2 separate regions of the Homo sapiens genome follow, and region 2 is linked to region 1. Evidence: chromatin contacts called from ENCODE Hi-C data. All regions are on one chromosome and are shown on one strand. The core of a region is the stretch at or near the end of the contact, and the rest is flanking DNA. Distances in the headings are between cores, read along the strand shown. Region 1 overlaps CARD11 (caspase recruitment domain family member 11). Region 2 overlaps WIPI2 (WD repeat domain, phosphoinositide interacting 2).

Evidence for each region. A loop is a pair of places that touch in the nucleus more often than their neighbours do. Pooled maps may share reads with other maps.
Region 2: a loop to region 1 is called in a pooled map, with 5 times the contacts of the local background. The contact joins two enhancer-like sites. A Hi-C loop is called at or near these places in 2 of 37 single-sample maps with no recorded cell type and 3 of 50 pooled maps.

What each region holds. Positions count from the first base shown.
Region 1 is chr7:2,975,762-2,980,158 of GRCh38, reverse strand. All of the region lies in intron 1 of CARD11 (caspase recruitment domain family member 11), which reads left to right. Among named protein-coding and RNA genes, the nearest start is that of CARD11-AS1, 34 kb to the right of the region's middle. RefSeq lists an enhancer at 1-692 and a silencer at 1,426-1,515. Within about 2 kb of position 1,623, at least 6 of the 41 ENCODE cell types and tissues checked have a DNase peak (open chromatin) inside an H3K27ac peak, as active enhancers do.
Region 2 is chr7:5,233,011-5,237,903 of GRCh38, reverse strand. WIPI2 (WD repeat domain, phosphoinositide interacting 2) reads right to left here. Exons shown (of 13, transcript NM_015610.4): 13 at 4,064-4,893. Among named protein-coding and RNA genes, the nearest start is that of WIPI2, 45 kb to the right of the region's middle. RefSeq lists a silencer at 3,172-3,231. Within about 2 kb of position 2,628, at least 2 of the 41 ENCODE cell types and tissues checked have a DNase peak (open chromatin) inside an H3K27ac peak, as active enhancers do.

The DNA of each region.
Region 1 (4,397 bases), core at 374-2,873:
ACAGTGCCAGGGGCCGGGGAGTGGGGCTCAGTGCGCAGAGTGTGTCTCAAGGCCTGAGTTGCCCGTGGCCCCCAGCTGGGTGGAGAGGAAGTGTGTACAGGGTCTGTTTCCAAAACGTGGGGCCTTGCAGCCTGGCCCTCCCCAGGTCTGGGAAGGGTTCGTGTTCCCCACCCCTCAACCCCGCAAGCACCTTCCAGACGGTTCCTCTGGGATCTCTTGAGATTGCAAATGCTAAGAAATGAGGCTGTGGCTCGCTGGTGTCCACCGGGGCACCAAAGGCCCAGCCCCTGCCCACAAACACCGGAGGACAAACCAGGCGACTGTGGGACAAGGAGCTTCCCAAAGAGACAGTAGGACTGGGGACCCCAAAGGGGAAGTTCCCCTCCCCCCGGGATCCCTGAAAGGGATCCGAGTAGATTCCTCAATTCCTGGTGAAACACTCGGGAATTTCTTAAGTCCTGCGGGCTTGAAGACCCTCGGCAGCCCCTTGGTAACTTTTGCTTGCAAGAGACTACAGCCTTTTTGGGGCTTCGCTGACTTAAGTGGTTTGAAAGCATCAGCTGGTCCTCAGAGACCTCCTTTAAAATGCAAAACAGAATAATAGGCTCTTAGTGTCTCTAGTTCACATACCGCGTAACGTCCGTCTGACAGCCCTGAGTGCAGAGATTTCGGGGTGACCCCCAGCCGTCACTGCCCGGCAGGTGGAGCCCCACCTGCAATATGCTCCTGTCACCTTAAATCCTGGCTTCCTAAGTGGGCTCCTTCATAGCTCCCTGCACACAGGGAAGAAGAGACAGATGATCAGAGAGCAGCCAGTTACCCCCTCTTCGATGCTAAGGAAACGCATTCTTAACAACCTCATGTCCATACTGATCGACCGTTTCTGGGTGCAGTTTTCACAGGTGCCTTATTTCATTATTGGTGATTGTATCATTTGGCACAAACGTAAGAAAGACTTCCCTGTTTGCATCTCATTTGTCGTCTTGCAGTTACACGGCGGGAGGGTACAGATGATCTCTGAGCCTGCAGAATCCCAGGGTCTTCTCACTGTTGCTGGGGAGCGTATTTCCGTCACCACTGTGGTGGGGGAGGCAGAAACCACTGGAAAAACGTGGCCTCATGTTTGCTGGTCTTGGATTGTAGTAGATAAAGTGCAAAGAAATGGCCACCCCAGGCTCCAAGCCCGACAAATTTATCTAAAGACGTTTTTACACAATAGAGGCATTAACAGAGAGGGTGGGGGCACACCACGAGAGTCTGCCCCCTTAGAAGAAGAAAAATCGGTGCATTTCGAGATGTGTTTGGCTCCTCTTACCTTGCACGGATAGGCGGAAAGTGTGAGTCTGAGTATTTGTAAGTTTCAAGATCACTGATGGGCTGGAAACAGGTGAGCCGGCCTCCGGGAAATTACCCAAGTTCTTCAGCAAGTTGCCTGCAGTCCTGGGAGCTCTCAGGAGAAGGGGCGTGACCAGAGCTGGTTGCAGCACCCCCACCCCCTGGCCGGACCGCCCTCTCGCTTTCTCAGCCTGCACCCGGTGCCCGCGCCACCCCCACCGTCTCCTCCCTCCGAGTTGCCGTTCTTCATTTCTCTTTCCTTTTCTCAGCTCTGCACCTGTGGGTACAACGTAAAACCCTGAGTTCTTGTTCCCTTTTCTGTCACAAGGCCTCTGTCCCGCCGTCCCCTCTTCTCCCACTCACCTCACCCTCTTTCTCCACCTCTGCTTCTATCTTGTCCTTTCCTTGACCCTGCCTCCTGTAAGTGCAGATCACAATGTCAGGAGATGGAGACCATCCTGGCCAACACGGTGAAACCCCGTCTCTACTAAAAATACAAAAATTAGGGCACGGTGGCGGGTGCCTGTAATCTCAGCTACTCAGGAGGCTGAGGCAGCAGAATCGCTTGAGCCCAGGAGGCAGAGGTTTTAGTGAGCCAAGATCGCGCCACTGCACTCCAGCCTGGCGACAGAGTGAGACTCTGTCTCAGAAAAAAAAAAAAAAGGCCAGGCACGGTGGCTTACGCCTGTAATCCCACCACTTTGGGAGGCCGAGGCAGGTGGATCGCGAGATCAGGAGATTGAGACCATCCTGGCTAACACGGTGAAACTCCGTCTCTACTAAAAATACAAAAAAATTAGCCAGGCATGGTGGTGCACGCCTGTAATCCCAGCTACTTGGGAGGCTGAGGCGAGAGAATCGCTTGAACCCGGGAGGCAGAGGTTGCAGTGAGCCAAGATCACGCCATTGCACTCCAGCCTGGCAACAGAGTGAGATCCATCTCAAAAAAAAAAAAGGCATTCCTGCAATTCCCACGTGGACTGTTGCCTCCCATGACAAGCACACGGCCTCCCTACAGCGCTCAAGTCCCAGCTTCCCCACAACCTGTCTCATCCCTTGGTGTCCCCTCCCCAAGACTGGGAAGTCTCAGGTCTTCACCAGAGATGATCAGAGCTTCCTGCCCAGGCTGTCTGGGGCTTGGAGTCACTGAGGGTTTGGGGCCTAGCCCCTGCTCACCTCGGCTCAAAAAATTGTAGCTGTTTTTATTTTAGTTTAGTTTATTTTTGAGACAGGGTCTTCCTCTGTCACCCAGGCTAGAGTGCAATGGTGTGATCATAGCTCACTGCAGCCTCAAACTCCTGGGTCAAGCAATCCTCCTGCCTCAGTCTCCTGAGTAGCTGAGACTACAGACATACCCCACCACGCCTGCCTAATCTTTTTATTTTTTTGCCCAGATGGGGTCTTGCTATGTTGCCCAGACTGGTCTCAGACTCCTGGGCTCAAGTAATCCTCCTGCCTCAGCCTCCCAAAGTGCTGGGACTACAGGTGTGAGCCACTGCACCCAGCCTGTTGCTATTTATTTATTGAGGTAAGATTCATATAACATAAAAGTCACCATTTTAAAATCAATAACCTGGTGGCGTCTAGTACATTCATAGTGCTATGTAACAACCACCTCTATCCAGCCCCAGGACAGTTTCATCACCCCAAAAGGAAACCTCATCCCCATTAATACCCACCCCCTCCTCCATCCCTGCCTCCCCCCAGTCCCTGGTACCCACGAACCTGCCTTCTGAATCTATGGATTTGCCTATTCTGGGCGTTTCATCTAAATGGCATCTTATGATGTGTGGCCTTTTGTGTCTGGCTTCTTTCACTGAGCTTAGTGTCTGCAAGGCTCATCTGTGCCACAGCAAGCAGCAATGCTTCTTCGTGCCTTTGTATGGATGAATAATATTCCATTCTATGGATAAGATGTCTTTTTTTTTTTTTTTTTTTTTTTGACAGTTTTACTCTGTCGCCCAGACTGGAGTGCAGTAGTGCAATCTCAGCTCACTACAACCTCCGCCTCCCGGATTCAAGTGATTTTCCTGCCTCAGCCTCCCAAGTAACTGGGATTACAGGGGCCTGCCACCACGCCCGGCTGATTTTTGTGATTGTTTGTTTGTTTGTTTGTTTGAGACGGAGCTTTGCTCTTGTCGCCCAGGCTGGAGTGCAGTGGCGCCATCTCGGCTCACTGCAACCTCTGCCTCCCGGGTTCAAGCAATTCTCCTGCCTCGGCCTCCAGAGTAACTGGGATTACAGACACATGCCACCACGACCGGCTAATTTTTGTATTTTTAATAGAGACGGGGTTTCACCGTGTTGGCCAGGCTGGTCTCAAACTCCTGACCTTAAGTGATAGGCCCACCTCCACCTCCCAAAGTTCTGGGATTACAGGCGTGAGCCACCGTGCCTGGCCTGATGTCTTTATTTTAAATGTCGCTGGAGTGAAGGGTTCAGGGCTTCAGGGACTGTGAAGGGAGCGGGGCAGAGAGAAAAGGGCCAGCACCTTGCTCAGCACCAAATGCAGCAAACAAAGCAGACTCCAAGTATCTCAGCCCCTCTCCCTCGTCATCCCATGGAGGAGCTCTGACTTATTGGTGAAGGTGGAGCTCCAAGCCAGCCCTTCCAGGAGGCCGGTTAGAGGAACAGAGCAGTTTCAACCAGCCTTCCCGAGCTGCAGCTTGGCTCTGCTCCTGAGTGTATTATAACAATTAATTACAGCCAGTCCTGGGTTATCTGGAGTAATAGGGGACCCGAATAACACAGAGCTAATTGAAACGTGGGCTGCAGGGGTGGCGGGAACAGAGAGGGCCCCATTCCATGAAAGAGCTGTTTATTTTGTAGTTAATTATAAGTAAAGAGACCCTTTCTGAATCCCCGCTCTCTCTCCGTCTTTCTCCCTCTCAGATGCCCCACATTTAATTGGATGCACAAACCTATTTTGCTCCCAAAATAGTGGTACTCAATTAATGCATTTCAACGCACGAGCTCCCCTGGCATCTTGTTGGCAGAATTCTCCGAGACAGAAAATCCGACTGGTTTGAATTCCGTTTCTGTGCCCACCTAACCTCAGATGG
Region 2 (4,893 bases), core at 1,379-3,878, 2.3 Mb before region 1:
CAGCTACTCCAGAGGCTGAGGCAGGAGAACTGCTTGAACCTGAGAGGTGGAGGTTGCAGTGACCCAAGATCATGTCATTGCACTCCAGCCTGGGCTACAGAGCGAGACTCCCATCTCAAAGAAAAAAAAAATAAAATCAGAAGCAGAAGCTGTAACAGAAACAGAAATCAGCACAGGGAATAGTGGAGTCTTGTGTGTGTCCGAGGGATGACACGATGCTCAGCGTCTGCTCAGACAGACGGTGGCTGTGAGAAGCCCTGATGGGAGAGCTGCCAGCCTGGACAGCCGGCTGTGAAGACTCCACGCCAACCAACGTCCCGCAGGCCGCACGGAGATGGGCAGGACCGAAACACACAAGGCTTGGCCTTTGATGAAAAGGAACTCCCCAAGCCAGAAGGAAGTGTGTGATGAAGCAATTCAGCTCAGAGAAGGATGTGCTTCTAGAAGAATCGCCGCATCAGCACTATGTTTAAACTCACATGCTAATCCAAACATGGACCGGCAAGAACGCAGGCGGAACAGGTCCACCGTGTCCTGGCCCACGCACAAGCGGGCCAGCTGTTCCACCAACGCAATCATTCAGCTGCGGCGACACCCGGAGGGGCTCCCCTGTGTAATGCCCCCCACCCTGGGAGAGCTGGGTTTCTTTTTGTTTTCTTTTTTCTTTTTCTTTTTTTTTTTTTTGAGACGGAGGCTCACTCTGTCGCCAGGCTGGAGTGCAGTGGGCGATCTCGGCTTACTGCAAGCTCCACCTCCCGGGTTCAGGCCATTCTCCTGCCTCAGCCTCCCGAGTAGCTGAAACTACAGGCGCCTGCAACCACGCCCGGCTACTTTTTTGTATTTTTAGTAGAGACGGGGTTTCACCGTGTTAGCCAGGACTATCTCGATCTCCTGACCTCGTGATCCACCCGCCTCGGCCTCCCAAAGTGCTGGGATTACAGGTGTGAGCCACCACGCCTGGCCGAGTTGGGTTTCTTTAAAAGATTTTAGTCAGGCTTCTGGCATTTTGCTATAATATTCTAGGTAGAATTATAGGGCAATTTGGTACAAATTAGATGTTTAAGGCTGGGCTCGGTGGCTCATGCCTGTAATCCCAGTACTTCGGGAGGCCGAGGTGGGTGGATCACGAAGTCAGGAATTCGAGACCAGTCTGACCAACGTGGTGAAACCCCGTCTCTACTAAAAGTACAAAAATTAGCCTTGCGTGGTGGTGGGCACCTGTAATCCCAGCTACTCAGGAGGCTGAGGCAGGAGAATCGCTTGAACTTGGGAGGCAGAGGTTGCAGTGAGCTGAGATCGCACCACTGCACTCCAGCCTGGGTGACAGAGTGAGACTGTCTCAAAAACAAACCAAACAAACAAAAACAAATGAGATGTTCAGCCTGTGAGTAGGCAACAAAAAAATAGAACACAGGTTTTAATTTTAAGAGAGGGGGTCTTGCTATGTGGTCCAGACTGGCCTTGCCTCAAATTGCTGGTCTCAAGCGATCCTCCTGCCTTGGCCTCCCAAGAAGCTGGGATTATAGGTGTGAGCCACCACGTCCAATTCTTTAGCGTGTTATAAAATGCTGATAGCAATGGGCTTTCAGTCAGATTTGGTGGGGGAATGTAATCAGTATGTTCACCTGAAGCTCAGGCAGGCACACACACACACACTCACAGACACACACACACACACACATGCACGCACACTGGCAGCACCAAAAACAGCTTCACCTAAAATGAAGTGTTAAGAGGAATCTATTTACATTATAACTAACTATAGAAAGAAACGATGTAGAGGTGAGGAATCAAGACAGTCTCTTCACATTCTGAACTTTAGAAAGATTTCATTTTTCTTTTTTCTTTTTTTTTTTTTTGAGACAGAGCTGTGCTCTGTCACCCAGGCTGGAGTGCAGTGGCATGATCTCTGTTCACTGCAAACTCTGCCTCCCGGGTTCAAGCGATTCTCCTGCCTCAGCCTCCTGAGTTGCTGGGATTACAGGCACATGCCACCATGCCCATGTATTTTTAGTAGAGACGGGGTTTCACCATGTTGGTCAAGCTGGTCTCAAACGCCTGACCTTGTGATCCACCCGCCTTGGCCTCCCAAAGTGCTGGGATTACAATAGGCATGAGCCACCGCGCCCGGCCTCATTTTTCTAAATTAGAGACTTTCCTAGCTGGTTATTAGGGAAGGGTAAGAACTGGTCACATCTCAAAACCCTGAGATTGGTTTTGTTTTGTTTTTGTGCTTCAGAAAAACCCACAGATTGAAAAGGTATGACATAGGTGAAGGGTTATGACCTGGGTCAGAACTAAAAGATACGTCAGAAAAACCCTATCTGCTTGGCCAATGATTATCATGATATATTTTCAGTAAGAAATAAGTCATAAAAAAGAGAATTCTATGTAAAGCAGGGAGGCGACCCAAACAGAAGTCCCACGGTTTCCCTGCACGTTCTTTTTACATCTCCAACACCACAGAGCTGAAGCCGAACGGTCCCGCCTCTCTCTTAAGTACGCTTGTAAAATAACGCATTTGGATTTCCTGCTTGCTGGCCATGGTGTCACATGTCCGTTTCTTTTTCTTTTTCTTTTTTGAGACAGTCTCACTCTGTTGCCCAGGTGAGAGTGCAGTGGCATGACTCAGCTCACTGCAACCTCCACCTCCCGGTTTCAAGCAACTGTCCTGCCTCAGCCTCCAGAGTAGCTGGGATTACAGGCACCCACCACCACGCCTGGTTACTTTTTGTATTTTTAGTAGAGACAGGTTTTGCCATGTTGGCCAGGCTGGCCTCGAACTCCTGACCTTAGATGATCCGCCCGCTTCTGCCTCCCAAAGGGTTGGGATTACAGGCATGAGCCACCTCATGTACATTTCAAACAAGTGACTCGGTCATTCCCTGCATGCAAAGGTCTGGTCTACAAAGATGTAGGGCAGGGGACACACGAAACAACAAGCCTGGCCCATCCCCACCCTTTGCCAATGTGGTTATGAAAACCACGAGCAGCGGGGCGAGGTGGCTCATGGCTATAATCTCAGCACTTTGGGAGGCCGAGGCGGGTGGATCACTTGAGGTCAGGAGTTCGAGACCAGCCTGGCCAACATGGTGAAACCCGGTCTCTACTAAAAATACAAAAATTAGCCGGACGTGGTGGTGCGTGCCTATAGTCCCAGCTACTTAGGAGGCTGAGGGAGAATTGCTTGAACCCAGGAGGTGCACGTTGCAGTGAGCCGAGATCGTGCCACTGCACTCCAGCCTGGGCGACAGAGCGAGACTCAGTCTCAAAAAAAAAAAACCACAAAAACCCCCAAACAAAAAACTAAACCAAAAAAACCAGACGAGCAACAGGGATGAGCATGTTTTCTGCCACCCCTTGTCCCGTTTCCTTGGCTAAGCTGTGGCCAAAGCACTCCCGGCCTTTTACACATGGAGCCCACTGCTGGTTGTGGAGGTAGGAAGACTCCCTCTCTCCCCTCTCCAAATGAAACCGTGCGTGGGAAGAATCACCCAGTTCTCTCTGTGGCAGGGAACGGCAGCCATGGAGCTCCTGGGTCCCCTGACAGGGGCAGGGCCTGCTGTTCCAGGGCGCCCACCACCTCCCAGACCAGCTCGCACCACCTGCCCGTTAAGCTTGGTGTTGAGAAAAGGCGGGGATGAAAGAGACCCACGTGTAACCTCCATGTGAATTACACTTTTTTTTTTTGAGACAGAGTCTTGCTCTGTCGCCTAGGCTGCAGTGCACTGATGCAATCTTGGCTCCTGGCAACCTCTGCCTCCCAGGTTCAAGCGATTCTCCTGCTTCAGCCTCCCAAGTAGCTGGGATTACAGACGTGCACCATCCCCCGCCCCACCCCCCCAGCTAATTTTTGTATTTTTAGTAGAAATGTCGTTTCACCATGTTGGCCAGGCTGGTCTCGAATTCCTAACCTCAAGTGATCCGCCCACCTTGGCCTCCCAAAGTGCTGGGATTACAGGTGTGAGCCACCGTGCCTAGCCTCTGAATTACACTTCTTACCCGTATTGTCACCTCCCTCCCGCCTGGCTTATTCAAAAACCAGAACTGAATAAAAATCGTGTTTAATTGCAGAAGACACATTTATGTTGTAGCGTTTATTGGGTGCCCACCGCTGGCTGGGCACCGAGCTGGGCGTTTGCAGGACACGCAGTCACACAACACCTCACAACAGCCCTGTGAGGTAGGGATGAGTCCCATGGAACGGTCCAGAAAACGCAGGCTCCCAGGCGCCCTGCCTGCTCCCACAGCTAGGCAGGCGGTACAGCGGGGACTGAAGCAGTTCTTTTTGACTCCAGGTTCCATCCAGCTCTTGGTCCCATTGTTTTAGAGATTACAGAAGGTTTGGTCCCAGAGTCCACTGAGCCCATTCACAACGTTTACAGGTTTTGTTTCCTATCCCCCACGCTCATCGTCCTTTTTGAAGTTTGGAAAAATACAATTTAAAAATGAATATGAGTGTACAGTTTGGAGTTCGGAAAATTAGCACACGTTCTGTTTGGTTCAGGGTCCCTCTCCACCTGGGTCACTGGCGCAGCAGTAAGAGTTCTAACGGGCAACTCAGCGGCCTCCCTCTGTCCCCGTCACTCCTGAGCATGTCTGAGGCCGCCAGTGAGGCTGGGACTCATAGGTTCGAGCAGAGGAAGAGGAGCTGGTGGCAGTGAAATGGGCAACGGGAAAGTGGAGGCGGGTAACCCTCCACAATGGCTGCTCAGCAAACACAGAAATCCTCTTCATTCTTCTCGACCAAGAATCTGCAGTCCTCCTCCCTCCTCTAGGGCGCACAGCTTAGCCCTGACCCAGGCAAGCACAGGGCTTCCCGTGGTCTGCAGGGAACGCACCTAGCCAGCCCTGCCAGGGCCACCCAAGGGGGAGTGTGGGCCGAGGGTCACA